Linked DNA regions of Homo sapiens: region 1 is linked to region 2. The links are chromatin loops, found by intact Hi-C in ENCODE. Cell type or tissue: ovary. All regions are shown on one strand. Links, peaks and the distances in the headings refer to the core of each region. The heading gives the core; the rest is flanking DNA. Region 1 overlaps ELF1 (E74 like ETS transcription factor 1). Region 2 has its middle 13 kb from the start of TRE-TTC1-2.

The links. A loop is a pair of places that touch in the nucleus more often than their neighbours do. Peaks named below come from ENCODE experiments on the same cell type or tissue, not always from the same donor. Only the 100,000 strongest peaks of a DNase experiment are listed, where the experiment ranks them.
Region 1: it touches region 2 in a loop (2.9-fold over the local background); 56 of 110 quality-filtered maps call a loop at or near these places.

The regions. Positions count from the first base shown.
Region 1 is chr13:40,987,014-41,003,974 of GRCh38, reverse strand. The region is part of intron 1 of ELF1 (E74 like ETS transcription factor 1); the gene reads left to right. It also overlaps the pseudogene RGS17P1. Among named protein-coding and RNA genes, the nearest start is that of ELF1, 24 kb to the left of the region's middle. RefSeq lists enhancers at 10,002-10,542, 10,689-10,768, 10,543-11,084. In ovary, for the core only: no CTCF peak of the experiment used is centred there; no DNase peak of the experiment used is centred there; H3K4me3 peaks cover 279 bases.
Region 2 is chr13:41,039,434-41,056,394 of GRCh38, reverse strand. It overlaps a transcript of ELF1 not described here. Among named protein-coding and RNA genes, the nearest start is that of TRE-TTC1-2, 13 kb to the left of the region's middle. RefSeq lists an enhancer at 2,707-2,756. In ovary, for the core only: a CTCF peak has its summit at 2,013 (motif pointing left); no DNase peak of the experiment used is centred there; H3K27ac peaks cover 995 bases.

The DNA.
Region 1 (16,961 bases), core at 7,626-10,125, 59 kb after region 2:
AGGTTGCCTTTATGGTTTATTTCTAAGAAATAATTTTATTGTAAAAGTTATTTTGTACTTCAGCTCCACCCACCCCCAGTTTGTTTTTGCTGTTTATGGAAATGAGATATCTTAGTGAAATTATTAGTGTTTTCATCCTAGTTAAAAGTGGAGATAACATATTGGTCCATTAAAAAATGTAGCTGAAGAGCTTAATTATTTTAGCTCGCTAAGCATCAAAAATCTCTTACTTTTGGCTTCAATCTGGAAAAAATGTCTAGCCATTCATTGTGGTCCTGATATCTCCACTGAATAAATGGAAATAATAATTCTCTTTATTACTTTTTGCTTCTCCCTGTATTATTTTCTGTTGTCACCAAGTTTTTTGTGCCTCAGTGATTGGAGGGTTATAAATTGCAGTCGTCTTGTCAACAGAGCAATAATTTTCACAAATAGGACTTTAGCTTAGATCTGGCCATTCTAGGAATGTCTTATAAAGTTTATATATTAACAGTTTTTCCAGCCAAAAATTGATAGAAGTTACTATGTCTTTTTAAACAATAAATCTAAATGATCAAAGTCAAATTTAAGGATTTAATTTTTAAGATTGAAGGAAAAATTATGAAGCTATATGAATTTAATTTTTAAGGAGTTTTAGAAGAACCAAATAGTTATTTTGTTTATTAAAACTTAGGTAGACATGTGGAAAATAGTTTATAGGGTTTTTGAGTGTCCTTTTACATGTCAGACCTCCCTTTTTTGTGCTCTTTGTTGGGGGGTGTTGATGTATTTCTGAGTTTGGATCAGAAAAATACATATATGTACGTCACTTTGACAATAGTCAGTGAAGCTTAGCTTACCACCAGTTGGTTCTGGGAAGCAAGTACATGCATCATGTGAAATTCTATAGAATGCTAAAACAAACATATGAAAACACTAATCTTTTACTGTTTAATGAAGAATTTTAGTAAGTAAATATTAAGAAAATAAAAGGTCCTTTGATCTTGACCTAGTTTGACTTTTTAATATACACTTTACTTAATATTCTTTTAAACTGTGTTTATTAATATATAGAAAAATTTATTATATGTCTTTTGTTTTCAAGTAGCTTATAATCTTAAGAGATGGGACATAGTAAATAATTACTGAATTACATGGGAGAATGAACTTTGCCCACTTCTGCTATAGCATACATATTACTATGATTTGCATTTGCCTTAGTTGATAGATTGTAAGCGCCTGTAGGGAAAGTCTTCTTAGCTACTTGTTGCTTTCCTACCCTTCTCCCTTACCCACAAGTGTCTGGCAGATAGGTCCCTAAAGAGTGCTTGTCCAAAAGAATATAGACGACACTGATTTATTTATTTATTTATTTTTTTGAGATGGGACTTGCCTTTTTTTTTTTTTTTTTAAGGTAAGGTCTTGCTCTGTGGAGTGCAAGTGGCTCTAACCTCAGCCTCCGAAGTAGCTGGGACCACCAGCTCATGCCACCATGCCCATCTAATTTTTAATTTGTGTTGAGATGGGTTCTCGCCATGTTGCTCAGGCTGGTCTCGAATTCTTGGCCTCAAATGATCCACCCACTCTGGCCTCCCAAAGTGCTGGGATTACAGGCATGAGCCACTGCACCTCGCCCTGATATGATTTCTGCAGGCCATCTACTATTAAAATATAGGAAAAGACAATATAGGAAGAATTATTTCTTCTTCTCCAGGTATTTCTATTTATAAAGGGGATGTTTTTAAAAATCCCAGTACACAGTGTCACATTTCAGTTGGCTCAAAGTCAAAATTAAATCAAAATGAAGGCGTTGAGGTTACCCCTAAGTAAATCAGCTTTACCTGGAACAGCCTCCTTTTGGATTTATCTGTACCTATTTCCCCCCCAGATTTTCCCTTCCCCTCACCTTATATACTCACAGATCGTCTCTGAAAGGTAAAAAAACTTCTCCCCACAACTCTTAGTCCCCCATTTACTGTAGGAGACGTCACATTCTCTGTGTCCAGTTGTCAGGGGTTGGATTGTAACTAGGAGTTAGATATTGAACGAGAGAGACAGAAGTTTCTTTCATGGGTTTTAAGATAACAGCCTATGTTGCCTGACAATCCCCATTTTTTTTTTTCTTTGAAGCAAGGTCTTGCTGTTTTGCCCTGCTTGGAGTAAGTGGCTGTCTATAGTTGTGATCACAGTGCACGGCAACCTTGAACTGTTGGGCTGGAGTGATCTTCCTGCTTCAGCCCCCTGCTATGGGAGCGTGCCACTGCATCTGGCTTTACATTTTTAAAGCAGAATATTTTGAGGGGAAACAGAATGTTGTGATTAAGATCACTAGATTCTAAGCCCTATGAGGGCACAAATTTTGGTCGGTTTGTTCACTGCTGTATTCCCAGCACTTAGAACAGGGTCTCTCACGTTGTATGTCTGTTCTTATGCCAACCACGCTATTTTGGTTATTATAGCTTTATATTCTATTTTGAAGACTTGTAGTGTGGTGCTTCCAGCTTTGTTATTTGCTATTTGAGATCTTTTGTGGTTCCACAAAATATGGATGTGGTTCTCTTTTTAAAAAAAAGATAGATGGAGTCTTGCTATGTTGCCTGGGTTGGTCTCAAACTCCTGGGCTCAAGTGATCCTCCCATCTTGGCATCTCAAGGTGTTGGGATTACAAGCATGAGCCACCATGCCCAGCCTTCATATAAATAATAATTAAAAAAAAATGTTGGCCAGGCACAGTGGCTCACGCCTGTAATCCCAGCACTTTGGGAGGCCGAGGCAGGTGGATCATGAGATCATGAGTTCAAGACCAGCCTGGCCAACATGGTGAAACCCCATCTCTACTAAAAATACAAAAATTAGACAGGCGTGGTGGTGGGCACCTGTAATCCCAGCTAGTTGGGAGGCTGAGGCAGGAGAATCGCTTGAACCCGGGAGGTGGAGGTTGCAGTGAGCCGAGACTACACCATTGCACTCTGGCCTGGGCGACAGAGTGAGACTCTGTCTCAGAAAAAAAAAAAAAAGTGTTTTTCCTATTTCTGTGAAGAATGTCATTGGTATGTTGATACAGATTGCATTGAATCTGTAGATTTCTTTGCGTTGTATCTAATTATTTATTTTATGATTTATTTTTATCATCTTTCCTAATCTCCTTGAGGACGTGTCAGATTTTTGTATCTATGCAGAGATATCAGTAGTTATTAGAGATGTTTAAGGATTAAATAAAAAGCAGTATACTGTACATGTTTTACTTTGTAAACCATAAAGAACTTATTAGACATTAGGTATTGCTAGTAAATAATAATATAAATAAACCTTATTGTGATATTGTACAATTCCTGGATGTGTCTTTATAGTAAAGTATTTTTTTAAATCTAGTAAGTGCCCATTACATCTACTGAGACAACTTTGAATTCTTGAACTTTCCAAGAGTACAACAAAGCGATAAAGCAGAAAACACCTCTGATAAAGACCCAGGTTCGGCCCAGTGTGGTGGCTCACGCCTGTAATCCCAGCAATTTGGGAGGCCGAGCAAGCGGATCAATTAAGGTCAGGAGTTCAAGACCAGCCTGGCCAATGTGGCGAAACCCCGTCTCTGCTAAAAATACAAAAATTAGCCCGGTGTGGTGGCGTGCCTGTAGTTCCAGCTACTCCAGAGGCTGAGGCAGCGGGAGAATTGCTGGAGATAATGACACTGTGCTTTAGCCTGCCAAACAGAGTGAGACTCTGTCTCAAAAAAAAAAAAAAAAAAAAAAAAAAAAAAAGCCAGGTTCAATGCAGCCTCATTTGGTCAACTAATTATTTTTACAAAAGCATCTTCTGAATGTCACCTTGTAAGAAAATGAAGATTTTGTGAATGCTGGTGATAGCAGTCTGTATTTCAGTGACGAAGAAAGGTGGTTCTGTTATTTATATCACATATTTCTTCATTGGATAACTAAGTCAGCATCATCTATTCAAAATATTTAATACTGAGAAGATATAGTCATCCAAAGATGCAACAGTTCATATATTTCAAAGTTACACTGGTGTTCAAGTGAATGATGGGCAGTTTTGATGTTCAGTTGAATAATAAGAAGGATTATGTGGTAATTAGTCATACGTTTTCGAAAATCTTATTTTCCTATTTCTCCCCTCTTCCAATTCTTAGGTGAAGAACAAAAACATGGAGTAAATTAGGTGATTTAAAGAGTTTTGCCACACCCTGAGCAGAATAAAAAGCACTGTTGAGAATCTCTATTTTAAGTAATTAATGAAGAATTTAAGGAGGGCAGTATACACATTGGTGATGCGAAGTTTTCAATGTAGCAGTCAAGCTGTGGAATGTCTTTTTAAACTGTCCTCATCGTTTTTGGATGGTGGTTGCCACATCCCACTTACATGACTTGCATTGGGCTTTATAGTCATCGACCACCATCTATTGTTGCAACCCAGTTTGATAACCTCCAGCAACTTTTTTTACTTCTTCTCAAATCATGCCTAAATTCTACTGCCTGACTTTCTATTTCCCATTGTGAACTCTTAGCTCTTATCAGGCTGTTAACTATCTCTAAACTTTGGTCATTTTTGAGTCTCTGCATTCTTTTGTGTCGGCATTCACGTACGCATACACGCACAGACACAATATATTTTTACTATCTTTTCCTTTCCCCTTTAGTCTCTCCAACTCCTACCTTCCTTCTGAGGTTCAGTTTAGTTCCCACATTATCTGTGAAGTGTTTTCTTTACCTGTTTGACCATCTCGTCTTCTAAAATACTGCATTTATGCATTTAGTTGCTTCTCTCGGTCTTGTTGCAAAAAACAAGTTTCATGGGAACAAGGGCCATGCATTATCTTTATATTTTCCACAGTGCTGAGCCTAAGGGAAATTCAATAAATACTTAACAACATTTTACCACGAACTCCATCAATAATAGCACAGGTGCCTCTAAAATTAGATATTTGGGATCTTTTGATTAGTTCTGGATGCATCAAATAAGCATAACTAAACTATTCTTTTTTTGTTTGTTTTTGAGACGGAGTCTTGCTCAGTCGCCCGGGCTGAAGTGCCTCAGCTTTCTGAGTACCTGTGACTACATGTGTGCACCACCATGCCCAGCTAATTTTTGTATTTTTTAGTAGAGATAGGATTTCATCACGTTGGCCAGGCTGGTCTTGAACTCCTGGTCTCAAGTGATCTGCCTGCCTTGGCCTCCATAAAACAGTTTCCTATTAGAGAAAACCTAATGCCAGGATATTTGATGCACTTTAGTTAATAGTAACTGAAATGGATTCAACTGATTTAAAAATTGATTGAGAAATTATATTATGAAAGATGAAAGTCTAAATCTTTAATTGTTCTGTATATGTTTTACTTATTAATGGTATTTAAAGTTTGCTTCTATCTAAGATTTGTACAATAGTAAAATATAAAGTTAATGTATAATTTATAAATACCACATACAGGCATACATCAGTTAATGACTGGGATACATTCTGAGAAATGGATCATTAGGTGATTTCATCCTTTTGCAAAAAATCACAGAATGTACCTACACAAACCTAGATGGTATAGCCTACTACACACCTAGGCTATATGGTATAGCCTGTTCTCCTAGGCCACAAACCTGTACAGTATGTTACTGTACTGAATAGTATAGGTAATTTTAACACAATGGCAAGTATTTGTGTGTTTAAACAAACATAGAAAAGGTGCAGTAAAAACATGGGGACTACTGTTGTATATCTGCTTCATTGTTCACCAGAATGTTGTTATGTGGCAAATGACTGTATATATCTTACAGTACTAAGCCCATGGCCTTCCATATTTTCATTTCTCATCTTGTGGTTTTGCTGCTTCTTTTGTTTTGTTTTTTTGAGACAGGGTCTCTCTGTCTTCCAGGCTGGAGTACAGTGATGCTATCTCAGCTAACTGCAACCTCCACCTTTTGGGCTGAAGTGATCCTCCCGCCTCAACCTCACGGGTAAGCTGAGACTGCAGGCTCCACCACACCCAGCGAATTTTTTTATTTTTGTAGAGATGAGGTTTCACCTTTTTGCCCAGGCTGGTCTCAAACTCCTGGCCTCAAGTGATCTGACCACCTCGGCCTCCCAAAGTGCTGGGATTATGTGCATGAGCCACTGCGCCTGGCCTGCTTCTTGTTTTTTGGGTTCATTTGAGTTTAGAAGCTTAGATGATTGCCAGACAGTTACAAAGATGATTGTAGGAAGAATCTCATTTTAAAGATCCTGACATGAAACATCAGAACTCTTTGATGATATCCAAGCTGACTTAGAATCGTTTTATGTAATTTAAAGAAGAAAAGAGGATATTGAGTGTGGTGGCTCACACCTGTAATCCCAGCACTTGGGAGGCCAAGGTGGGAGGAATGCTTGAGCCTGGGAATTTGAGACCAGCCTGGGCAACATATCAAGACTCCATCTCTTAAAAAAAAAGAAAAAAGATGGCCGGGTGCAGTGGCTCACACCTGTAATTCCAGCACTTTGGGAGGCCAAGGTGGGTGGATCACAAGGTAAGGAGTTTGAGACCAGCCTGGCCAATATTGTGAAACCCTGTCTGTACTAAAAATACAAAAATTAGCCTGGCGTGGTGGCGGGTGCCTGTAGTCCCAGCTACTCGGGAGGCAGAGGCAGAAGAATCGCTTGAACCTAGGAGGTGGAGGTTGCAGTGAGCCGAGATTGCACCACTGCACTCCAGCCTGGGCAACAGAGTGAGACTCCGTCTCAAAAGAAAAAAAAAGATTAAAATAATAAATGAAGAAGAAAAGAGGTAGACTGTGAAAACAGATCATTCAGGGTTTTTTTTCACTCACACAGGGAGCAGGAAGTTTTGTGCACAAGGAATCATAAAGTCTTTCAAATGTGTTGGTAACTTGGGAAAAGATGGAAATGTTTATTTCCCTGGAGATTATGTCCTTAAACCTGGTTGCACTGTGACTTGAAAGAGGATCCTAAAATGTCACAGGAACAAAAGGTTGTGATTGTCAGAGAGTAGTTGGAAAGGTCTGGATTCGGTGGCAGTGAGTACAGACAGAAGGCCTGGAAAGAGGTAGTATATATTGGGTTCTTGGTGAGATTAAGGCAGGGCTGACTTCGGCTTCTTCAATAGTGGGATGGGGAAGTTGGGGAACTATAAAATGCAGAACTGCTGGATTGTTGTTTTTGAGATGATAGTGAAGAGTATTAAGATTGTGTTGGAGCTATAGTTTAAAAAAAAAAAAGACTTTATTTTTTAGAGCCATTTTAGATTCACAGTAAAATTGAGAGGAAAGTACAGATTTCCCATATACCTCCTGCCCCTGCACATGCATAGCCTCCCCGTTATCAGCCTCTCGCTAATCACCTGCACCAGAGCGGTGCACTTGTTACAGTTGATGAACCTACACTGACACTTTGTCACTTGAAGTTCATAGTTTACATTAGGGTTCACTTATGGTGGTGTACATTTTATGGGTTTGGGCAAATGTCACTTAGTAATAAGCATTTAAGTTTCCACATGTCTTTTTGTGGCTTGATAGCTTATTTCTCTTTAGTGCTGAATAATATTTCATTATGTGGATGCACTACAGTTTATTCACCTACTGAAGGACATCTTCGTTGCTTACAAGTTTTGGCAATTATGAATAAAGCTGCTGTAAACATCCATGTGCAGGTTTTGTGTGGACATAAGTTTTTACTTCCTTTGGGTAAATACCAAGGAGCACAGCTCTATGGTGTAAGAGTATGTTTAGTTTTGTAAGAAACTGCCAAACTGTCTTCCAAAGTGTACCATTTTGCATTCCTACCAGCAGTGAATGAGAATTCCTATTGTTCCACATCCTTGCCTGCTTTTGGTGTTGTCAGTGTTCTGGATTTTGGCCATTCTAATAGGTTTGTAGTGACACCTCATTGTCATTTTAGTTTGCATTTCCCCAGTGACATATGGTGTGGGGCTTCTTTTCATATGCTAATCTGTATATCTTCTTTGCTGAGGTGTCTGTTAAGGTCTTTGGCCCATTTTAAAATCAGGCTATTTTCTCTGAGTTTTGAGAGGTCCTTGCATATTTTAGATAACAGTCCTTTAATCTGTGGTTTGTCTTTTCATTCTCTTGACATTGTCTTTCACAGAGCAAAATTTTTAATTTTAATGAAGTCCAGCTTATCAATTCTTCCTTTGATAAATCCTGCATTTGGTATCTATAAAAAGTCATCACCAAACCCACATGCATCTAGATTTTTCTCCTATGCTATGTTCTAGGAGTTTTATTGTTTCCTATTTTCCATTTAGGTTTGCGATCCATTTTGAGTTAATATCTGGGAAGGGTATAAGGTCTGTGTCTAGATTCTTTTTTTTTTTTTTAATGTGGATATCCAGTTTTTCTACCACTGTTGGTTGAAAAAACTCTTTTCTTTATTGTATTGCCTTTGTCCTTGACAAAGATGGTTGACTATATTTATGTGGTGCCATTAACCGTGCTCTCTATTCTGTTCCATTGATCTATTTTGTTCTTTCACCAGTACCTCACTGTCTTGATTACTATAGGTTATAGGTGTATTTTTAAGCTCAATCCATAGAATATTTCCGTTCACTTCTCCAGTCTAGGTATTCAGACATCCTGTCTTACAAATCTGACTACCATTTCCTCACACCTTCCACATCATGAGGAGCTATTTTAGCCTTGTTAATACATTTGGAGTTTTGCCTGTAGGTGATGGAAGCCATTAATTGTCAGAGAAGTAAGTTGATCATATTTTCACTTTTGGTAAATGACTCCTACTCCAGGCTTAAGAGCCACTGGAGTGGGGCTAGAATAGAGGTAGTAAGGGCCGATCAAATAAATATATGAAAGAGCATTTCACCTAATAATGAGCATGAAGTGATTTAGATGACCTTTAAATCTTGCTTTCAGTTGTTGGTGTGCCTCCGTGTAAGAGTGAAACTTCTTATAACAGAATACAGTTTCTACCAGAAGAGAGTTATGCTGTGTGGGAATTGGAGGTGGGGGAGGCGTGTCATGTAGCAAAATCTCCTGGGGAACTTTGAAACAACATATCCCTGGCTTTTCACCCCCAATCAGTGCCAGCATGAAACAGTTACTAATGGGAATCTGCTGTATTCTCAGATGGGGGAACCATTGCACTAGGGCATGTCTTTTCTAAGAAAATGGAAGTATTAACTGGGAGAATAAAGGGTCACAGAAATGAAACAGTTTACTTGCAAGTTAAATCTTGTTTGTTGGAGAGAGAAATTTTTTTAACTGCCTGAACAGGTTTTGCTGATAAAGACGTTTTAGCATGTTTATGTTTTCTTTTTAATGAACAGAATTAAAACAGTATCTCATAACTGTTAGATATTTCGCTTGTTTATTTCTTTCTTTTTGAGACTGAGTCTTGCTCTGTTGCCCAGGCTGGAGGGCAGTGGTGCGATCTCAGCTTACTGCAATTTCCACCTCCTGGGTTCAAGTGATTCTCGTGCCTCGGCCTCCAAGTACCTGGGATTACAGGCACCCCCCCACCATGCCTAGGTAATTTTTGTATTTTTAGTAGAGACGAGGTTTCACCATGTAGGCCAGGCTGGTCTTGAACTCCTGACCTCAAGTGATCTGCCCTCTTGGGCTTCCCAGAGTCCTGGGATTACAGGCATGAGCCACTGCACCTGGCTGATATTTCTCTTTTGATTTTGAATTCTCTTTGTTTTCAGAACATGCTCAAAAAAAGAGTTAAACTTGAGACCACAGGTATGGACAGGTCTAGGTATTCAGTCTGTTTGGCTGTTCTGCAGGGTGCTATAAATGCTACCCTGGTATCAGTGTATTCTGATACCAGGTTAGTCCAAGTGGCCAATGATGGGAAGTGAAGAACTATGTGAAAGAACTGGAATTTCAGGTTTGGGTAGTGAGTAATTGTGGCCCTGCCTTCAGAGTCCTGGAACTTTTCACCTGGTTGTCAGCAAAAAGGCAAACACATAGAAAAGTCAGTCTGTTTAGTTTGATCATATTGATTTTTTTTTTTTATTATTAGCATGGTTGAAGCTAAGGTGACCTTGATCAAGTTGCCAAAACCTGTTTCAGGTTTGCTTAAGTCACCAGAAGTTTGATTGAGACATCCTATACAAAAAAAAAATCGATTTGTGCTTTATTTACATAAAAATAAAACTATACTTTTGATAACGTCCTGGGCACTTCCCTCTGCTTACTCCCCCTCAATTAAAAAATGCCTAATTTAAATTAAAGAACCCGGCCAGGTGCAGTGTTTCATGCCTATAATCCCAGCACTTTGGGAGGCCTAGACGGGAGGATTGCTTGAGCTCAGAAGTTTGAGATCAGCCTCAACAAGATGATGAGACCCCTTCTCTACAAAAGAAATTATAAAAAATTAGTCAGGTGTGGTAGTACACACCTATAGCCCCAGCTACTCAGGAGGCTGAAGCGGGAGGATCACTTGAGGCCAGGAGTTTGAGGCCATAGTGAGCAAGGATCATGCCACTGCCCTCCAGCCTGGGCAACAACGAGACCCTGTCTCTAAAAAATAAATAAAAACTAGTTCCTCGCCCGCTGGGTGCTTAAGTTGGGCGGATAGTAGCAAACGGGCTCCGCTAGAGGACAGAGCCGCCCAGCCCCGCTCCCCCCAGACCCATCGGTGCACTGCCCACACCTGCAGGCAACTGGCTAATTGGGTCTTGTAGCTGAAATGTGAAAAAGGCAGCAGTCCCAAAATGAAGGAACACCTGCTGTGTCTCAAGCGCCTGGAAACCAGAGGCCCAACAACATCTGTTGCTTTTGTTGGTGCTGTTGTTGCAGCTGCTCCTGCCTCACTGTTAGGAATGAAGAAAGGGGAAAATGCAGGAAGAACCACACACACTACAAAAATGGAGAGTATCCAGGTCCTAGAGGAATGCCAAAACCCCACTGCAGAGGAAGTCTTGCCCTGGTCTCAAAATTTTGACAAGATGATGAAGGCCCCAGCAGGAAGAAACCTTTTCAGAGAGTTCCTCTGAACAGAATACAACAAAGAGAACCTACTTTTCTGGATTGCCTGTGAAGACTTAAAGAAAGAACAGAACAAAAAAGTAATCAAAGAAAAGAGAAAAGGCTAGAATGATATATGAAGATTACATTTCTGTACTATCACCAAAAGAGGTCAGTCTTGATTCTCGAGCTAGAGAATTCTTGAGTTAGAGAGGTGATCAACAGAAATTTGTTGGCTCCTAATCCTCACATGTATAGTTCTCTCCAGCCCCAAGTAACATCTTTTCAGATGAATTCCAGGGGATGTTCAAGACTTTGACTCTAATGAAAACACTACAAAAGGAAAATGTTGCCCTAACTGATAGAAGGTCCCAGTTTGGGAATTGATTTTATTCCTATGATAAAAGCTCTAAGATGAGTAGGGAAAAGGAACACTATCAAGCATTGATGACAATAACCAAATGTAATATTTTTAAATATGTCATATGTGCAATGTGAAATTCATTCTTCCTTCATTATTTCTCATATTAAATCTCATTTCAGAAATTTTAGAATTTTAAAACTGTTGACTTATACCTAACTGCTATCACTGCATAACAGCTTTTAAACAGTTAGAAATAAACATTTTAGAATAATAAACAGATTGTGTTTCTATCCTAAGCTTGGATACATTTCCTTTCTAAAGATCTAGCTCTTATTGCTGTATTAAAAGAATGCCACATACAATGCTTACTAATGGAAATGTGTGTTCACAGATGCACTTAGGGAGCGTAGTGTAAAAACATCAGGAACTTAAAATTACAAATTTGATTTCAAGTTACATTTCTGTCTCATGCGACTTTGGGCAAATCGTTTATCTTCTCTGAGTTCATTTTCTCATCTGCAAATGACAAATAAAATAATTATCAGGATGGCTATGAGCATTAAATAAACGTGGAAAGAATAAAATGTGACATTATTTTATCAGAGTTCTTCAACACAATAATTGTTATTTTATGCTTGTATTAAATGTCATTTTAATGCACTTTCCCCTATTTTTTTCCAAAACATACAATAAACATCTGATTTAGCTATTCATCAGAACATACAATCATATTTTAAGATGGAACACTATATCAATGTTATTGCTTTGCTCAATAATGTGATCCCAAATCACTACTTGCAGTTCACCATCACCTCAAATCTATAGAAATGTTTCTTTCAATGACATACATAGATAGATAGATATACAATTGTAGGTTAAAATTAAAGTTTAAATAAGAGAAGTCATTTGAAAATTTTATTTCCAAAGGAAATAAAACAACATTCCCAAGGACAGAAATAATATCAAGTTATTTGCTAAATATATAAATGAGTTATAGGCCTAAGACTAAGATATAAGAGATTGACAATTAGAAAACACTTTTCAATATTAAGGTAGTATGATTTTCTTTAACAATTTTACAATGAAAATAAAAACTTAATAAAAGGTGGTAACGGGCCAGGCATGGTGGCTCACACCTGTAACCCCAGCACTTTGGGAGACTAAGGCGAGAGAATCACTTGAGCCCAGGAGTTCCAGATCTGTCTTTGCAACAAAGTGAGACCCTGACTCTAAGAAAAAATAAAAATGTTTACAATAAAAGTAAAATTTAAAATAGTAATGTGTCCATGAAAACTTTAATTTTAGAGTAGTTTTATATTTACAGAAAAACTGTAAATAGAAAGGTCCCTTACAGACCTATGGGACATCTGTCAAAATTAATAAACCAGTATTGGTCATTAAGTTCATACTTTATTCAGATTTCCTTAGTTTTTAACCTGATGTCCCTTTCCTGTCCCAGGATCCCACCACATTACATTTAGTTGTCATGTTTCCTTAGGCTTCTCTTAGTTGTGACAGTTCTGAAAGCTTCCTTGTTTTTGATGACAGTTTTGAGAAATAAACTGGTATTTCGTGGAATGTCCCTCTGTGGAGATTTGTCTGATGTTTTCCTCATGACTAGACATGGGTTTTTGGTTTTTGGAAGAACACAAAGGTAAAGTGCCATGCTTATCACATGATATCAAAGGTATATGCCATCATCAGGACTCTTCTTAGTTGTGACAGTCTCTCAAACTTTAGGCTTCTCTTAGCTGTTGATGTTAACCTTGATCACTTAGCTGAGTTAGCATCTATTATGTTTCTCCACTGTAAAGTAACACATTTTTTTTTTTTTTTTTTTGAGACAGAGTCTCGCTCTGTCACCAGGCTGGAGTGCAGTGGTGCGATCTCAGCTCACTGCACCCTCCGTCTCCCGGGTTCAAGCAATTCTGCCCCAGCCTCCCGAGTAGCTGGGACTACAGGCACACACCACCAAGCCCGGCTAATTTTTGTATTTTTAGTAGAGACGGGATTTCACTATGTTGCCCAGGCTGGTCTTGAACTCCTGAGCTCAGGCATTCCACCTACCTCAGCCTCCAAAGTGCTGGGATTACAGGTGTGAGCCACTGCACCTGGCCAAAGTAATATATTTTTAAAGAGATTATATTGAAGGTAAAATTTCTGGACATTTACACTGAGCTAAACAAATTCTGAGCAGATTCTTCAACCCTGATATTAGGTTCCATTAAGTGATTACTAATACATGCTATAAAGAAAATACAGTAAAGTAGAAAAATAAAAGTCCAAAAGTCTTATCCTGAATATTCACCTAATAGAGGCGAAAGTGAATTTTTCCCTTGAACTATCTGGGTAAATAATTACAATAATCCTCCATATACTTTCAATATTAAATATCTTAGTCTTACTCATTGTCATAAGAGGTAACTTAAACTGGTAGTTTTGCTTAGTGCATTTCTATATTGCCCTCCACTAGTCAATGAACACTGAATATTGAAATAATGTAAAAGACCTGATGTATTTCCTACCAGCTTTAACCAATTTGTCATAAATATGTTTCTTGTGTATGATTTTTGAATGTTTGCTAAATAATGTGTTTGGTTTTGTAAAATTATGTATCGAATGTGTATAAATTTTTACTACCATGTTCATCATACTTAATCTATAACCATATATTGTACTCCACCAATGTTTATTAGTGGACAATAAAGAAGTTTTAAATGCATGAATACAACTTAAGAGACACCACACTTGGTTATTTTGCAATGCCAGAATAACAGTGGATACTCAATAAATTGAATAGTTAATCCAGATTATGTTTCCTCCAATTTAAGCTTTTCTGGTTTTTTAAATTCCCCCTTCCTAGAATCAGTTTTATCATTTTACCTATGTACAATAATATATTTCTGGAAAATGCTAGAATTTTCACCATGTAGTAGAATTTGAGCACGACAATAATGTAAAAAAATTCAGAAGTCTCAAACTAGGTAGCTTTCTTTGAGTTTTCAAAGTAAATCAAGATAGAGCTGTTTTCATTTTACTATATTGTGGAAATCTATGGATGTTAGTGTAAAATGCATGTGCATTACACTGACTTAAAATGTTTTGAATTAATAAAGAATTCAACAATAAAAAAATTAATTAAAAAATAAAAGAATGCTTAATTTTAAGTAGCTATCTTGCATACCTACCTAAAATATATTCATAGTAAATACATGGTACCTGTTTAGATTGCAAAAACATAGTTTTAAACTTTCTCTCAACTTTCTTAAATTCGTTGAATATTTGAAAAAATTTAAATGAACAGTTGGGGTATAGAAACATTTTCTTTTTCAATTATGAGAACACTGAGTGCAATGAAATGATTTGTTTGCCTTGTGACATTAACTTGTGTTTTTTCCCTTCAACTTTGTGTGTAGAGTACCTGGTTTAGAGAAAGCAGGAGCTGAGAAAGTATGACTATTCTTTTTTGGGAAAGTTCAAATCTGGTTTCTTAACTATACCTACATTTTGGGATGTTTCTTTATTGTTTTTTCCATATTCGCATATTTTAATGTAAATTCTAGCAATAATACTGTATTTAAAATAGCTAGAAAGGCTAGGCGTAGTGGCTCATGCCTGTAATCCCAGCACTTTGGGAGGCTCAGGTGGGCAGATCACTTGAGCTCAGGAGTTCGAGGCCACCTTGGGCAACATAGTGAGACACTGTCTCTACTGAAATTACAAAAATCAGTCAGACGTGGTGGTGCACACCTGTAGTCCCAGCTACTTGGGAGGCTGAGGCATGAGAATCACTTGAACCCAGGCGGAGGTTGCAGTGAGCTGAGATCGTGCCACTGCACTCCAGCCTAAGCGATAGAGCAAGACTCTGTCTCAAAAAGAAAAAAAAGAACTAGAGAGAAAAATATCAGTACAAATCTATTTTGAAGTATTTTAATGAGTTACTAAATTGTGGTAGCCTTCTAAAAAGGCTTATACATGTTTCCTTTTTACTTTTTAGGCTGAGTGAAAATGTAAGGCAAGATGATATGATATAGTAAACTTGGGAGATAATAATAGTAAAACTCTAAGACTTAAAGTAGTAAATAGGGAAATCTACAAACCCTCTGCACCAGTTGTTTCAGTTAAAAATATGGTTGAAAATGATTTATCCCAAATATCAAGAGATTGCATAATATATAAAAGCATTTTAATTGACAGTTGTACTGGGGTATGGTAAGGTACTTTTGCTAGGTATTTGTCTAGGGGATTTCTTATTTTTCCAGATATTCTGCTAAGGAAAAAATATTAATGAAGTTCTGTTAATATAGATATAAAGGTACCAGTAGGAAATCTGGGCTTTTCTTGCTTTCTTTGCCACTAACTGGCTGTGTGTCCTTGGACACATCAGAATGCTCTAGGCCTAAATTCTTTTTTCTTTTCAGTGAATATGTTGTCCTAGGTAATCCTTAGATCTTTTTCAGCTCTAATATCCTGTGATTTCACACTTTTAGATTGAGAATGGGCAAACTTTGGAAGACTGTGTGCAGTTTATCTTCATACCACTGACTTCATTTCTGCTGGGAGCTAATATAGAGCCTTCTACCATGTTATAATAGAAAACAGATTTTTTAAAAGACCAAACTATGGTCAATCACACAGGAATTCAGTCATTACAGATTATGGGTTTATTGCTTGCTTCTCATTTCTACTTGGTATAACTTCACTTCTTTTCTCTCACTTTCTTACTCTGTTTTCTTTCATTTCTGTTATATTTTTTCAATGGTTTTTCCGAATATTGCATTTCTTACCATGACTATCTGTATATACTGAAAAGAGCCCTTTTATTAGGTTACCACATCTTGTGAAAGTTCTTTCTGTTCAGTTACTTGGTGTCTAGAGTTACTGTAGCATTCCAGTTTTTTAGATACTGCCAACCTACAAACATGCCATATGTACATAAACAGACACAGTCTGAATTACATACTTCATTAGAGAAGTCATTCAACCACGTCATTGCTTTAAGCTGGTATATTTCACCTTCTTTATCCCAGAATTGTCTGATCTAAAACCTTTTTGTTTGATTGATTCTCTTTATTAATTTTCTTTCTTTTTTTTTTTTTTTTTTTTGAGACAGAGTCTTGCTCTGTTGCCCAGGCTAGAGTATAGTGGCGTGCCTCGGCTTACCACAGCTTCTGCCTCCTGGGTTCAAGCAATTCTCCTGCCTCAGTCTCCCAAGTAGCTGGGATTACAGGCACTCACCACCATGCCCAGCTAATTTTTTTTTTGTGTTTTTGGTAGGGACGGGGTTTCACCATGTTGGTCAGGCTGGTCTCGAACTCCTGACCTCAGGTAATCTACCCGCCTCGGCCTCCCAAAGTGCTGGGATACAGGCGTGAGCCACGGCACCGGACTATTTATTAATTTTCACCATAAACAGTTGGTACCATAGTAACTTAAAAGGAGAGCAGTGATTTTCGGCCGGGTGCTGTGGCTCACGCCTGTAATCCCAGCATTTTGGGAGGCCGAGGCGGGTGGATCACAAGGTCAGGAGATCGAGACCATCCTGGCTAACACGGTGAAAGCCCGTCTCTACTAAAAAATACAAAAAATTAGCCGGGCGTGGTGGCGGGCGCCTGTAGTCCCAGCTACTCAGGAGGCTGAGGCAGGAGAATGGCGTGAACCCGGGAGGCGGAGCTTG
Region 2 (16,961 bases), core at 724-3,223:
AATGTCCCTCAACTGATGAGTGAATAGGTAAAATGTAGTGTATCCACACAGTGGAATATTTGGGAATAAAAAGGGATGAGGTACTCAATCACAAGAACATTACACTAAGGAGTCAGGCATGAAAGACCACATTTTTATTCCATTTATATGAAATATCCAAAATAGGCAAATCTATAGAGAAAGAGGGAAAATTAGTGGTTGCCTTGGATTAGAGGGGATAGGGAGGTTTGGGGTGAGGTGACTGCCAATGTGGATAGTAAATTTAGGGTGATTGAAAGTCCTGAAATAGATTACAGTGATAGTTCTATAACTCTATAAATGCACTAAATAATGTTGAAGTGTACACTTTAAATAGATAAACTTCATGATATGTAAGTTTTATCTCGACTAAACTCTTAAAAGGGATTGAAGCAATAAAAAGCATATAGAATATTTTCTCTCTTGATTTTACATTTATCATTTGGATATTACCTGTTTTAAAATAATAGCAGCCTGGGCAACATGGTGAAACTTCATCTCTACCAAAGAAAAAAAAAAACAAAAATTAGCTGGTGTGGTGGTGCGTTCCTGTAGTCCCAGCTCCTCAGGAGGCTGAGGTGGTAGGATTGCTTGAACCTGGGGGGTTGAGGCTGCAGTGAGCTATGATCGCACCACTGAACTCCAGCCTGGGCAACAGGGTGAGACCCTCTCTCTAGAAAATAAAAATTAAAATAATAATGGAATAATTTAATGGGGAAACTTCAGCTCCTAGTTAGTTCCACAAATGTGGTAAGTGCTTATTAAATAACTGATGGAGGAGGTTAGGTAAGTATACAGATAATTATGATACAATACATAGTTTGATAAATGCTCAGAGGGGACTAAGCCAGGGGTCATAAGTGTTTGATAGTGTTCAAAATCCATATCTGAGTTTGTGTGAGGGGAATGAGGAAAGGCCTCCTGTAGGAGGCAGCATTCGAGATAAGCTTTGAAGGCTGGTTAGGCTTTTGCTGGTAGAGACAGGGATGGGGACAAGGCATTGAGAGGAAGCAAGCAGGAGCAGAGGCATGTCAACAGTTACTAGCACATTTTAATGGAGCTGAGGGTGCAGGTAGGATAGGAATGGGAAATAAGGCTGCGAAAATAGATTAGGGTCTGTAGTGGACAATGTGTTTTTACTATCCTCCTGATGCCTAGTGTGCCTCCAATGGCTCATACTTAGGAAGAACGATACCTCTTACCTGCAGAGAGCTGGAAGTGTCTGGGGACATATCCTCCTCCCGCTCACAGACCACTGTCAGGAGTGTAACTTTGGAGCAGGGGCTTTGACTTGTTTCCCTCTGTATCATCAGACTTGAAGCAGGGCTTGGCACCTGGTAAACATTCAGAAAACATTTGAATGAATGAATGAAAATCAAGAAGTGGCAAGCAAGGTCTATTTAAAGCAAAGCAAAGTTTATTTTACGAAGCCCCTTGACAAGGAGATTTTGGAAGCCTCTTGGATTTGGAGCTAAGGAGTTTAGTTAGGAAAAGAGATTTCTGGTAATACGAGGAATGTTTTAATGAAATGAATTTGGTAGTAACGTGCAGGTTGAACTGGTGGATGGAAGGATTATGTCTGTGCTCCCCATCTCCACTGTCCCTTTCCTGTTCCCACTCCATTAGGCCTTGACAAAGGTCAAGGACTTCCCGCAGTCCAATAATAATCTCCTAACATCTCTCCTTGCTTCTACTCTCTCCCTAAATAGGGTGGTGGCAGCAGAATAGAAAGGATCAGATACAACAGATAACACTGAAGGAAAAAATCTACGACTTCAGAAAGTAAATATTTCTAAAAGAAATAGAGAAGTTATGAAGCACAGATTTTATTGCAGCGGACTGGCAGTTTTTACTCTTAGGGTTGGCCAGCTAGTAAATTTATTGCATACCTGCGTGTGTCTGTGGCTTTCGAACTCTGAAATTGTGCATTGACTCCATGAACAAGTTAATACTGTGAGACTGCCACCCTGTGGACAAAATATCAGGACTAAAACCATCAAGAATTAAAGTTTCATTCATTTGCGATTTACTGTTTTAGAACTGGCTTTGGTTCTTCCACGTTGGTGCATGCAGTGATGCTCATTAAATAGAAAGCTTGAAATTAATTTTTTCTCTGAATTTTTTCTGAGGCTTTTAAATAAAGGGAATCTAAAATGGAACCAGTAGTTTTAAAAAGCTGCAATGATTCAAGAGTGGTTTTTAGATGGTACTTCTTTGCTCTAGAAATTTCATATGGAAGGGTTGGTTTTTTAAAATATTGTGGCATGTAGGCCTGTTGTGAAATGGTCATTTATCCCTTTTGTTGTACTGATTTTTTTCATCCCATTTTATAAGACATATGGTATTATCCTTGAGAGTTATATTTTTTGAGAAATATATCAAACATCCCCCCACACCCTTTTTTGGCTAAGTGAAAGTGGCCTTCTTGCCTCGTTTTTTTGTGGATTTGGTTGTAGTTGTTAAAAGTTCTCTACGTTTTGGATGGATTGCCTTAATTGTATTTATACAAATGAGTTTGGTTTATATTACGCTACTTATTTAGAAGGACACTCTGCTCACAAATTATACTAGTTTGGTAGTTTCATAAACTAGCTTGAATCAAAATAAAATGGTGATTGTGAAATACTTATTTGCTCACTGCAACTCAGGAAATGTTTCAGTTTTGGACTCACGACCAAATAAAACTTTCCTAAGAGATGAGCTGTTTACAGCCAATAATGTTATAAATATCTTACACACTTGAATTCCCAGAGGTGTCAGAAGGGGTGGGGTAGCCATTTAGGGCTTGAAATTTGTGTCACCAGTAAAGCAGAAGTGGGTTGAAGCAGCCATCTGGGGTCAGCAATTGTGCCTTATTTAAGAAGGTGATATCCACACTGAGGAGAATGGATGAATCATTGATTGACCCCCTTGCCACTGATACTTCACCATAGAGACCTGGTACTTTACCATAAGGACCTTACGTTTTGGTAATGTACTAATGGTCAAATATAATGTTAATGATCTTAATTTTTTTTTTTTTTGAGACGGAGTCTCAGTCTGTCACCCAGGCTGGAGTGCAGTAGCATGATCTCGGCTCACTACAAGCTCTGCCTCCCGGGTTCAAGCAATTCTCATGCCTCAGCCTCATGAGTAGCTGGGATTCCAGGCGTGCACCACCATACCCGGCTAATTTTTGTATTTTTAGTAGAGATGGAATTTCACTGTATTGGCCAGGCTGGTCTGGAACTCTTGACCTCAAGTGATCCTCCTGCCTCAGCCTCCCAAAGTGCTGAGATTACAGGCGTGAGCCACAGTGCCTGGTGATTTTAATTATTTAAATATTTCTCTGAGTCAGTTCTGAAAAATGTAGTGTGACAAATGCAATAAACTTTAAGTGTTCGGTTTTATTTAACTTTTTCAAAGTAAATATATGGAGTTGTGGGTAACTTTTCAAAATTATTTTTTGCTAACACATATGTCTCACATTCTACAAACAGTGCTGTGTAATTGTAAGTGAAGTAGACTATGATGAAAGTGCACGTTTATGTAGGTTTACAAGGTAAATTGCCATATAATGTAGATCATTTAGATTAGGTTAGTATTATTTAGATACAGTTTAAGAAAAGTAGCTTACTTTCTTAAATTTATTTTTAAGTATTTACTCATTTATTTATTTATTGAGACAGGGAGTCTCTCTGTCTCCCAGGCTGGAGTGCTGTGTCATGATCATGGCTCACTGCAACCTCTAAATGCTGGGTTCAGGTGATCTTCCCGCCTTGGCTTTCTAAAGTGCTGGGATTACAGGCGTGAGCGACTGTGCCTGGCCAAGGAAGGTAACTTTCAAAATACTTGGTGATCTATTTACTCTTCACCTAGGTATTGAATGAAGAGTCAATAAACTTAAAGATATATTTGTTTTCTAGTCTTCTTTAATGGTTTTGCTATGATATCCTTTTTAAAATTGTAAATGACAATGAACTTACATAAATTTTTAGTTTAACATTTCACCAGCACTTAAGAGACTTTATCACACAATATCTTTCTACATTTTTATGCTATAATGGTTACTATTTCAGGATTAATGGAAGTGTTCACTCCTGAGTTCATTTCACAAATTTAAATACTAAAACATTTTGTTCTTTGAAAAGTAATTCTGGCCAGGCGCAGTGTCTCACGCCTATAATCCCAGCACTTGGGGAGGCTGAGGTGGGCAGATCACTTGAGGTCAGGAGTTCAAGACCAGCCTGGCCAATGTGATGAAACCTCGTCTCTACTAAAAATACAAAAATTAGCTGGGCATGGTGGTGCACACCTGTAATCTCAGCTACTTGAAGGGTGTGTCAGGAGAATCACTTGAACCTGGGAAGTGGAGGTTGCAGTGAGTCGATATCATGCCATTGCACTCTAGCCTGGGCGACAGACTGAGTGAGACTCTGTCTCAAAAAAAAAAAAAAAAAAAAGAGAAAAAGAAAGAAAGAAAAGTGATTCTAATATAGACGACTTGAACTTTGAAAAAGCAATAACTATTCTATAAATTTTGTGTGTATGCAAACTTTAAAACATCTTTTATTTTTGAATGCACACTAATCACTATTGAATACACACCTTTGACTTAAAACATTTTTGTGCTTTATTTTAAATTTGTGGGAAGGTGCCTAGCCTAGTGACTTTTTGATCCAGAGAGTCATTCTAGATTGTCGTAAATCTTTATTTGCAGTTTAATCTTATTACTTAAAGTTTTTTGAATTTAGAGTCCAGAGACCAAGATACATTTCTGATTTAGAATGTGTTGATATATTGCTCTATATGAAACTTTTTTATCCGTTTTCAGGTGTGTGTGTGTGTGTTTTTCATTTTCAGTTTTAATCAAACATTTAATTCAACTTTTCAAGGTTGTAATGGGATTCATTTTACCTCAGCTGTTCAAACGTCTGTGTTTATCATCGATACCCTCTAATGCCAAGGTGCACAGAGCTGAAATAGAAAGGAAGGGTACAGCCACAGGCAAAGAGAATGGGATAAGGTGTCCCAGCGCATGAATTGGGGGCAGTAGTGAAGGAGGAGTATCCTGAAGGGAGGCAAAACATAAGCTTAAGGAATTTGGAGCTCCAAGCAGGCAGGTGGCATCAGAGAATTTCAGATATGAGTGGGAATGCCTTTCATTTGTTTTTTTTTCCCTTTGTTTTTATGCCATTTCACATGAACTACAATATTACTGTCCCTTAAAGTGCTACTTTTAAAAACTTTTTTCTTTTGCATTGCCATTACCTTCTAGAAGGTTGTTTGTTTATGAAACATATTTTTAGATGGCTTTTTGCCACAAATGTGTGGGAAATGAAGGCACATAAAGTTTATATGAAAGCAGTCACAACCTGATACTCATTAGGATGGGTCCTATTAAAACAAAACAAAGCAGAATATAACAGGTATTGGCAAGGATGTGAAGAAACTGAAACTCTTGTACAAGAATTCCTGTGTTGGTGGGGATGTAAAATGTTCTGGCCACAATGGAAAACAGGATGGCACTTTCTAAAAAATCTGAAAGAGGCCGGGTGTGGTGGCTCATGCCTGTAGTCCCAGCACTTTGGGAGGCTTAGGCAAGTGGATCACGAGGTAAGGAGTTCGAGACCAGCCTGGCAAATATGGTGAAATCCTGTCTCTACTAAAAATACAAAAATTAGCTGGGCGTGGTGGCAGGTGCCTGTAGTCCCAGCTACTTGGGAGGCTGAAGCAGAAGAATCCCTTGAACCTGGGAGGTTGCAGCGATCCGAGATTGTGCCACTGCACTCCAGACTGGGTGACAGAGCGAGACTCCATCTCAAAAAAAATTTTTTTTGAAAGAGAATTATCATAATCCAGCAATTCTGCTTCTTGATATATACTCAAAATAATTGAAAGCAAGGTCTCAGAGATATTTGTATGTTCTTAGCAGCGTTACAATAATAAATATTTATTATGTTACCAAAAGGTGGAAGCAACCCAAAGATCAGTCAGTGGATGAATGGTTAAAGTGTGGTGTGTACATACAGTGAAATGTGATTCAGCCTTAAAAAGGAAGGAAATTCTGACAACATGCTACATAACCTTGAGGACATTATGCTAAGTGAAATAAGCCAGTCACAAAGAAGATATACTGCATGATTCACCTTATATGAGGTACCTAGAATAGTCTCATAGAGACTTAAGTAGAATGGTGGTTGCCAGGAACTGGGGGTAAGGGAGAAAGGGGGGTTATTGCTTAATGGATATAGAGTTTCAGCTTTGAAAGATGAAAAGAGTTTTGTTGCACCACAATGTGAATGTACTAAAGACTATTGAACTGTATACTTAAAAAGGATTAAGATAATACGTTTTGTTCTACTTTACCCCAATTAAATAATTTTAAAAAGCAAATTTCAGTTTGTATGTGGATACTCTATGCACATTATTTATGAATGTAAACAGCATCTGTAATGATGCAGTTTCTTATTTCACCAATATGTGAGTGTTAGATGCTGGGATAAAACAATGATAAAAGCTGACAAGATCCTCATGAAGCTTGCAGTTTAGTGGGAGAGACGGACATGGATTGAACAAGTAAAAAGTGTGCTTAAGTGTACACGCATGGCAGGGAGACCCCTAACATAGTGTAGGGAAGGGCTGGATTGAGAAGGCTTCCCTAAGGACATGACGTTTCTGTAGAGATCCAAAGGATGACTAAGCCTTATGTAAGAGAAAGGGAGAAAAGGGAAGAGAGAGTAGATTGAGGGAGTAGCATTTTGCAAATGGTCTGCAAGGAGGAAAGAGTGTATTTTGGGAAATGAAAGGCCTGGTGGGCTGTCATGTAGAAAGTGAGATGCAATGGGAGATGAGGCTGCAAGGTATCAAATCATATAAGACATTCTAGGCCATGTTAGATATTTTGAATTTTATCTTCAGCAGAGTGGGCAGATATTGATGGGTTTTAAATGAGGGATTATGGAGGTGGAATGGCATAGGAGCAAGAAAAATGATGTACTTTTTTGTACACTTGGTCTTTAACTGTAAACTACCTGTTTAGTATGGTGCTTGAATGTTGGAGGGGATTGTATATTGGCCACCATTGTGAGCTGTTCATATGGTAAAGTGTACTTAAAGGGTGAACTTAAGAGAATTGTCAAGGGTAATTGAGGATAAGTGATTTTCACCTTGATACTGTGATTTGGTAGTTTGAAGCCCTAGAAATTGATACTTGACTTGGGAGAGTCTGGAGTAAGAAGAAGACTTTGAGCTTTTAGGACCTCTAGTGGTAAGTGGTGAGGAGGTGGGGCAGAGAAAACTGAGAAAGAGTAGTCCAGAATTGGGGCAAAATCAGGAGAGTGTTATCACAGAAGCCAAAGAAGTGTTTAAAGTGATAGGTCTAACACAACAAGTTCTGAAAGTGTTCATTGGATTTAGCCCTGGGAGGTCATTAACTTTAGTTAGATTTAGTGGCATAATAGGGGCAGAATTAAGTTAGATTAGGCTGGTTGAAGAATGAGCGGGAGATGAAGAAATGAGTAGGTGAGGACAGTATATACACATCTTTTGAGGAAGTTTGGCTGTGAAAAGCAGGGAGTGAGAATGAATAGTAGTTGTAGTTGGGGTTGCGGTGTGTGACAGGGTGCCAATTCAGGTTCTTTTTTTTTTTTTAAAGGAAAAACTTGAATTAAAAAAATACCTTCGGCTAGGCGTAGTAGCTCACAACTGTAATCCCAGCACTTTAGCAGGCTGAGGTGGGCGGATTGCTTGAGCCTAGAATTTTAGACTAGCTGGGGTAACATACTGGTATCCTGTCACTATAAAATATTAAAAAATTAGCTGGGCTTGGTGGTGTGCCCATAATCCCAGCTACTCGGGAGGCTGAGGTGAGATCACTCGAGCCCTGGAGGTCAAGGCTGCAGTAAGCTGTGTTTGTACCACTGCACTCCAGCCTGAGTGACAGATGGAGACCTTGTCTCAAAGAAAAGACTGTAGGCAGTTCCAAGATGGCCAAATAAGAACAGCTCCAGTCTACAGCTCTCAGCGTGAGTGACGCAGAAGACGGGTGATTTCTGCATTTCCAACTGAGGTACCGGGTTCATCTCACTGGGGCTTGTCGGACAGTGTGTGCAAGACAGTGGGTGCAGGCCACCGAGCGTGAGCCGAAGCAGGGCGAGGCATCGCCTCACCTGGAAGCGCAAGGGGTCAGGGAATTCCCTTTCCTAGCCAAGAGAAGCTGTGACAGAAGGCACCTAGAAAATCGGGTCACTCCCACCCTAATACTGTGCTTTTCCAACGGTCTTAGCAAATGGCACACCAGGAGATTATATCCTGTACCTGGCTTGGAGGGCCTCATGCCCACAGACCCTCGCTCATTGCTAACACAGCAGTCTGAGATCGAACTGCAAGGTGGCAGTGAGGCTGGGGAAGGGGCACCCGCCATTGCTGAGGCTTGAGTAGGTAAACAAAGTGGCCTGAAGCTCGAACTGGGTGGAGCCCATTGCAGCTCAAGGAGGCCTGCCTGCCTCTGTAGACTCCACCTCTGGGGGCAGGGCATAGCCAAACAAAAGGCAGCAGAAACCTCTGCAGACTTAAATGTCCCTGTCTGACAGCTTTGAAGAGAGTAGTGGTTTTCCCAGCACAGAGTTTGAGATCTGAGAACAGTCAGACTGCCTCCTCAAGTGGGTCCCTGACCCCCAAGTAGCCTAACTGGGAGGCACCCCTAGTAGGGGCAGACTGACACCTCACACGGCCAGGTACCCCTCTGAGATGAAGCTTCCAGAGGAATGATCAGGCAGCAACATTTGCTGTTCAGCAATATTCTCTGTTCTGCAGCCTCTGCTGCTGATACCCGGGCACACAGGGTCTGGAATGGACCTCCAGCAAACTCCAACAGACCTGCAGCCTGAGGGTCCTGACCCTTAGAAGGAAAACTAACAAACAGAAAGGACATCCACACCAAAAGCCCATCTGTACGTCACCATCATCAAAGACCAAAGGTAGATAAAACCACAAAGATGGGGAAAAAACAGAGCAGAAAAACCAAGAATTCTAAAAATCAGAGCACTTCTCCCCCTCCAAAGGAATGCAGCTCCTCGCCAGCAACGGAACAAAGCTGGACGGAGAATGACTTTGACGAGTTGAGAGAAGAAGGCTTCAGACGATCAAACTTCTCTGAGCTAAAGCAGGAAGTTTGAACCCATGGCAAAGAAGCTAAAAACCTTGAAAAAAGATTAGACAAATGGCTACCTAGAATAACCAGTGTAGAGAAGTCCTTAAACGACCTGATGGAGCTGAAAACCATGGCAGGAGAACTACGTGACGAATGCACAAGCTTCAGTAGCCGATTTGATCAACTGGAAGAAAGGGTATCAGTGATTGAAGATCAAATAAATGAAGCGAGAAGAGAAGTTTAGAGAAAAAAGTAAAAAGAAACGAACAAAGCCTCCAAGAAATGTGGGACTATGTGAAAAGACCAAATCTGCGTCTCATTGGTGTACCTGAAAGTGACGGGGAGAATGGAACCAAGTTGGAAAACACTCTTCAGGATATAATCCAGGAGAACTCCCCCAATCTGGCAAGGCAGGCCAACATTCAAATTTGGGAAATACAGAGAACACCACAAAGATACTCCTTGAGAAGAGCAACTCTAAGACACATAATCGTCAGATTCACCAAAGTTGAAATGAAGGAAAAACTGTTAAGGGCAGCCAGAGAAAAAGGTCGGGTTACCCACAGAGGGAAGCCCATCAGACTAACAGCAGATCTCTCAGCAGAAACTCTACAAGCCAGAAGAGAGTGGGGGCCGATATTCAACATTATTAAAGAAAAGAGTTTTCAACCCAGAATTTCATATCCAGCCAAACTAAGCTTCATAAGTGAAGGAGAAATAAAATCCTTTACAGACAAGCAAATGCTGAGAGATTTTGTCACCACCAGGCCTGCGCTGCAAGAGCTCCTGAAGGAAGCACTAAACATGGAAAGGAACAACTGGTACCAGCCACTGCAAAAACATGCCAAATTGTAGAGACCATTGATGCTAGGAAGAAACTGCATCAACTAACAAGCAAAATAACCAACTAACATAGTAATGACAGGATCAAATTCACACATAACAATATTAACCTTAAATGTAAATGGGCTAAATGCTCCAATTAAAAGACACAGATTGGCAAATTGGGTAAAGAGTCAAGACCCATCAGTGTGCTGTATTCAGGAGACCCATCTCATGTGCAGAGACACACATAGGCTCAAAATAAAGGGATGGAGGAAGATCTACTAAGCAAATGGAAAACAAAAAAAGGTAGGGGTTGTAATCCTAGTCTCTGATAGAACAGACTTTAAACCAGCAAAGATCAAAAGAGACAAAGAAGGCCATTACATAATGGTAAAGGGATCAATTCAACAAGAAGAGCTAACTATCCTAAATATATATGCACCCAATACAGGAGCCCCCAGATTCATGAAGCAAGTCCTTAGAGACCTATAGAGAGACTTAGACTCCCACACAATAATAATGGGAGACTTTAGCACCCCACTGTCAACATTAGACAGATCAATGAGTCAGAAAGTTAATAAGGAAGGATATCCAGGAATTGAACTCAGCTCTGCACCAAGTGGACCTAATAGACATCTACAGAACTCTCCACCCCAAATCAACAGAATATACATTCTTCTCAGCACCATATCGCACTTATTCCAAAATTGACCACATAGTTGGAAGTAAAGCTCTCCTCAGCAAATGTAAAAGAACAGAAATTATAACAAACTGTCTCTCAGACCACAGTGCAATCAATAGAACTCAGGATTAAGAAACTCACTCAAAACTACATGGAAACTGAACAACCTGCTCCTGAATGACTGCTGGGTACATAACGAAATGAAGGCAGAAATAAACATGTTCTTTGAAACCAATGAGAACAAAGACACAACATACCAGAATCTCTGGGACACATTTAAAGCAGCGTGTAGAGGGAAATTTGTGGTACTAAATGCCCACAAGAGAAAGCGGGAAAGATCTAAAATTGACACCCTAACATCACAATTAAAAGAACTAGAGAAGCAAGAGCAAACAAATTCAAAAGCTAGCAGAAGGCAAGAAATAAGTAAGAGCAGAACTGAAGGAGATGGAGACATAAAAAACCCTTCAAAAAATCAGTGAATCCATGAGCTGTTTTTTTTTTTTAAAGATCAACAAAATTGATAGACCACTAGCAAGACTAATGAAGAAAAGAGAGAAGAATCAAATAGATGCAATAAAAAATGATAAAGGGGATATCACAACTGATACCACAGAAATGAAAACTACCATCAGAGAATACTATAAATACCTCTATGCAAATAAACTAGAAAATCTAGAAGAAATGGATAAATTCCTTGACACATACCCCCTCCCAAGACTAAACCAGGAAGAAGTTGAATCCCTGAATAGACCAATAACAGGCTCTGAAATTGAGGAAATAATTAATAGCCTACCAACCAAAAAAAGTCCAGGACCAGATGGAGTCACAGCCGAATTCTACCAGAGGTACAAGGAGGAGCTGGTACCATTCCTTCTGAAACTATTCCAGTCAATAGGAAAAGAGGGAATCTTCCCTAACTCATTTTATGAGGCCAGCATCATCCTGATACCAAAGCCGGGCAGAGACACAACAAAAAAAGAGAATTTTAGATCAATATCCCTGATGAACATCGATGCAAAAATCCTCAGTAAAATACTGGCAAACTGAATCCAGCAGCACATCAAAAAGCTTATCCACCATGATCAAGTGGGCTTCATCCGGGGGAATGCAAGGCTGGTTCAACATAAGCAAATCAATAAACGTAATCCATCATATAAACAGAGCCAAAGACAAAAACCACATGATTATCTCAATAGATGCAGAGAAGGCCTTTGACAAAATTCAACAGCGCTTCATGCTAAAAACTCTTAATAAATTCTGTATTGATGGGACGTATCTCAAAATAGTAAGAGCTATTTATGACAAACCCACAGCCAATATCATAATGGGCAAAAACTGGAAGCATTCCCTTTGAAAACTGGCACAAGACAGGGATGCCCTCTCTCACCACTCCTATTCCACATAGTGTTGGAAGTTCTGGCCAGGGCAATTAGGCAGGAGAAAGAAATAAAGGGTATTCAATTAGGAAAAGAGGAAATCAAATTGGCCCTCTTTGCAGATGACATGATTGTATGTCTAGAAAACCCCATTGTCTCAGCCCAAAATCTCCTTAAGCTGATAAGCAACTTTAGCAAAGTCTCAGGATACAAAATCAATGTGCAAAAATCACAAGCATTCTTATACACCAATAACAGACAAACAGAGAACCAAATAATGAGTGAACTCCCATTCACAATTGCTTCAAAGAGAATAAAATACCTAGGAATCCAACTTAAGGGATGTGAAGGACCTCTTCAAGGAGAACTACAAACCACTGCTCAATGAAATAAAAGAGGACACAAACAAATGGAAGAACATTCCATGCTCATGGATAGGCAGAATCAATATTGCAAAAATGGCCATACTGCCCAAGATAATTTATAGATTCAGTGCCATCACCATCAAGCTACCAATGACTTCACAGAATTGGAAAAAACTACTTTAAAGTTCATATGGTACCAAAAAAGAGCCCACATTGCCAAGTCAATCCTAAGCCAAAAGAACAAAGCTGGAGGCATCACGCTACCTGACTTCAAACTATACTACAAGGCTACAGTAAGCAAAACAGCATGGTATTGCTACCAAAACAGATATAGACCAATGGAACAGAACAGAGCCCTCAGAAATAACACCACACATCTACAACCATCTGATCTTTGAAAAACCTGACAAAAACAAGCAATGGGGAAAGGATTCCCTATTTAATAAATGGTGCTGGGAAAACTGGCTAGACATATGTAGAAAGCTGAAACTGGATCCCTTCCTTATACCTTACAAAAAATTAATTAAAGATGGATTAAAGACTTAAATGTTAGACCTAAAACCATAAAAACCCTAGAAGAAAACCTAGGCTTTACCATTCAGGACATAGGCATGGGCAAGGACTTCATGTCTAAAACACCAAAAGCAATGGCAACAAAAGCCAAAATTGACAAATGGGATCTAATTAAACTAAAGAGCTTCTTCACAGCAAAAGAAACTACCATCAGAGTGAACAGGCAACCTATAGAATGGGAGAATATTTTTGCAATCTACTCATCTGACAAAGGGCTAATATCCAGAATCTACAAAGAACTCAAACAAATTTACAAGAAAAAAACAAACAACCCCATCAAAAAGTGGGCGAAGGATATGAGCAGACACTTCTCAAAAGAAGACATTTTTGCAGCCAACAGATACATGAAAAAATGCTCATCATCACTGGCCATCAGAGAAATGCAAATCAAAACCACAATGAGATACCATCTTACACCAGTTAGAATGGCAATCATTAAAAAGTCAGGAAAGAACAGGCTGGAGAGGATGTGGAGAAATAGGAACACTTTTACACTGTTGGTGGTACTGTAAACTAGTTCAACCATTGTGGAAGATGTGGCGATCCCTCAATGATCTAGAACTAGAAATGCCATTTGACCCAGCCATCCCATTACAGGGTATATTTTCAAAGGATTATAAATCATGCTGCTCTAAAGACACATGCACATGTATGTTTATTGTGGCATTATTCACAATAGCAAAGACTTGGAACCAAGCCAAATGTCCATCAATGATAGACTGGATTAAGAAAATGTGGCACATATACACCATGGAATACTATGCAGCCATAAAAAAGGATGAGTTCATGTCCTTTGTAGGGACATGGATGAAGCTGGAAACCATCATTCTCAGCAAACTATCGCAAGGACAAAAAACCAAACACCGCATGTTCTCACTCATAGGTAGGAATTGAACAATGAGAACACTCGGACACAGGAAGGGAAACATCACACACTGGGGCCTATTGTGGGGTCGGGGGAGTGGGGAGGGATAGCATTAGGACATATGCCAAATATAAATGACGAGTTAATGGATGCAGCATACCAACATGGCACATGTATACATATGTGACAAACCTGCACGTTGTGCACATGTATGCTTGAACTTAAAGTATAATAATAATAAAAAAAAAAAGAAAAAGAAAAAGCTGTAACCCCAGCACTTTGGGAGGCCCAGGCAGGCGAATTACTTGAGGTCAGGAGTTAAAACTGTGCAAAGTGAAACTTTGCCTTTACTAAAAATACAAAAATTAGCCGGGTGTGGTGGCATGCAGCTGTAATCCTAGGTACTCAGGAGGCTCAGGTAGGAGGATCCCTTGAACCTGGGAGGCAGAGGTTGCAGTGAGCTTAGATCGTGCCACTGCACTCCAGCCTGTGTGACAGAACAAGACTGTCTGAAAAAATATAAATACATAAGTAAATAAATAATATCTCCTATAGAGTTTAGGAAATATTTGAAAAATATACACTTTGCTTAAACAGGATCTACTGAATACAAATATGACCTTCCCACTGACTTAGTCTAAATATGGTATTCCGGGATTGTGTACACACAGGTATTGAGATGTGAAGGTCTGTATGTTACTATACTAACTTCTGATCATCTGGAAAGTAAAAAATAGAGAATCTTGAGTCCACCTAAGACTTACAGTTGAATCTTTAGGTGTAGGACTCAGGAGTGTGTGCATCTTTAGATGATTCTGGTGCATCTGATCTATGGACTGGCTTTTTGAAGTCTTCTGGATGCCCTTTTTTTTTCCCCCTGGAAAAAGGGTCTCACTCTGTTGCTCAGGCTGGAGTGCAGTGGCGCAATAATGGCTCACTGCACCCTCTGCCTCCTTAGCTCAAGTGATCCTTTCTTCTTAACCTCTGAAGTAGGTGGGACTACAGGTGCGCGTCACCACACCCGGCTAATCTTTCTGTGTTGTTTGTAGAGACAAGGTTTCTCCATGTTGCCCAGGCTGGTCTCCTCAGCTCCAGTGATTTTCCTGCCTCAGCCTCCCAAAGTGCTGGGGTTACAGTCATGAACCACTGCACCTGGCTCTGGATGATTTTTAATAGTTCTGTCTTGAGGATTAAATGAGATGTGTATGTCAAGGACTTAGCAAAGAAAGACTTTGAAAATGTCGTCTGCTTATACAGTTCGGATGGTGTAATAGGTTTTTTTTTTTTTTTTTTTGATGAAACCAGCTTGATCCTTTTTTTCTTACTGTAAAAGTGCTTCATGCTCTGTATAGGTTCTTCTCTAGCTGCTTTTTGTACTTCTTCCCTCTCCTCTCTGCATTCTAGCCATGATGCTTCCTCCTACCCCACTGCCTTTGTTTGTGCCTATAATTTTCTCTCCTGATGGTATGCTTCCTCAGCCTCTTTACATGACTGGCTGCTTAACATTCAGGTTTCATATCCACGGTCACCTTTTCAGAAAGGCCATCCCCAATCACTCTATCTAAAATAGGTTTTCCTGGTCATTCTTTGTCACTTGTTGATTTCCTTCAAATGGGGACAGGGACCATGTTTGAATTGTTTACCTTAGTCTGCGGAACAGTGCTTGGCTCATAGTAACTACTTAAATACCGAGTAACAAATATGAGTCATAGAAATCTTACTAGCCAGAGTAAGTACTGTTAACTCTTTGTGCAGGGATCCCCAGCCCCCTCAGGCCTGCAGACTTGTACCCATCCGTGGCCTGTTAGGAACCAGGCGGCACAGCAAGAGATGAGCAGCAGATGAGCGAGCATTACTGTCTGAGCTCCACCTCCTGTCAGATCAGCAGCAGCATTAGATTCTCATAGGAATATGAACCGTATTGTGAACTGTACATGTGAGGGATCTAGGTTGCCTGCTTCCTAAGAGAATCTAATGCCTGATGATCTGAGGAGGAACAGTTTCATCCCAAAACCATCCTCCCCAACCCCTGCCCCCCATCCGTGAAAAAATTGTCTTCCACAAAACTGTCCCTGGTACCGAAATGGTTGGGCACTGCTGTTTTAGTTGACCATCATTGCATATACTGAAATGTAGATCATGCATATATAAGTATTATGTGATCACATACTGTTTTGTAACTTTTATATTTCACTTAAATATGTCCTGGAGATTTTTCCATACCTGTACCATTTTATTTAGACAATAGCAGTATGGTACATTCCATATAATGGGATATAGTTTCTGTGACGTTTCCCGATTTACATAATAGTTTGTTTCTAGTTTCTTACTACTTTGAACAATATCGTGCTGAATATATATCTACATCTTTGCACGTGTATTTATTTTGTTAGAATAAATCCCAAGGACTGAAACTGCTAGATAAAAAGATAGAGGCATTAAAGTCTTTTGGTTGTGAAGTTGCCTTCTGGAATGATACTCTTTGGACTCTCATAAATAAAATATGAAAACATTTTTTTCCATGTACCCTCTCTAATCATTTGAATCTTTGCTAATTTAATTTAGTAGGTGAAAAATGGCATTGTTTTTCTGCTCTGAGGTTATGAGAATGAACATCTTTTCCTGTATGACTACATTTCTTTTGTGAAGTGCCTATTCATGCCTTATGCCTGTTTTTCTATTAGGGTATTTGTTTCAATTAACAATAGCTTTTTCCCTCCATATTTTATTATGAAAGTTTTAAAACACACAGCAAAGTTGAAATTTTATAATGAGTACTCATACACCCACTACCTAAGTTTTTATTAAATTGCAGATATTAGTACATTTTCACTTAAATATTTTAGCATGCATGTCATTGAGCAGTGTTTCAGTATTTTAGTTTTTTTCTTTTGAGATAAAAAACTGTCTTAGAACTAAATACATATATCTCTTTACCTTAAACACTTTATTTTAACTTAAAACCTAGAATTGGATGTTAATTGGTCAATCTTTTGATGAAGGGTCCAAGACCATTTTCTTTGAGAGTGAGCCCACTGTCACAGTTCTGTATTGTATCGTCTTAACTGCACATCCACAATATATTGCCTAAGATTTCTAGTTTTCGTTTTTTAAGTGAAGC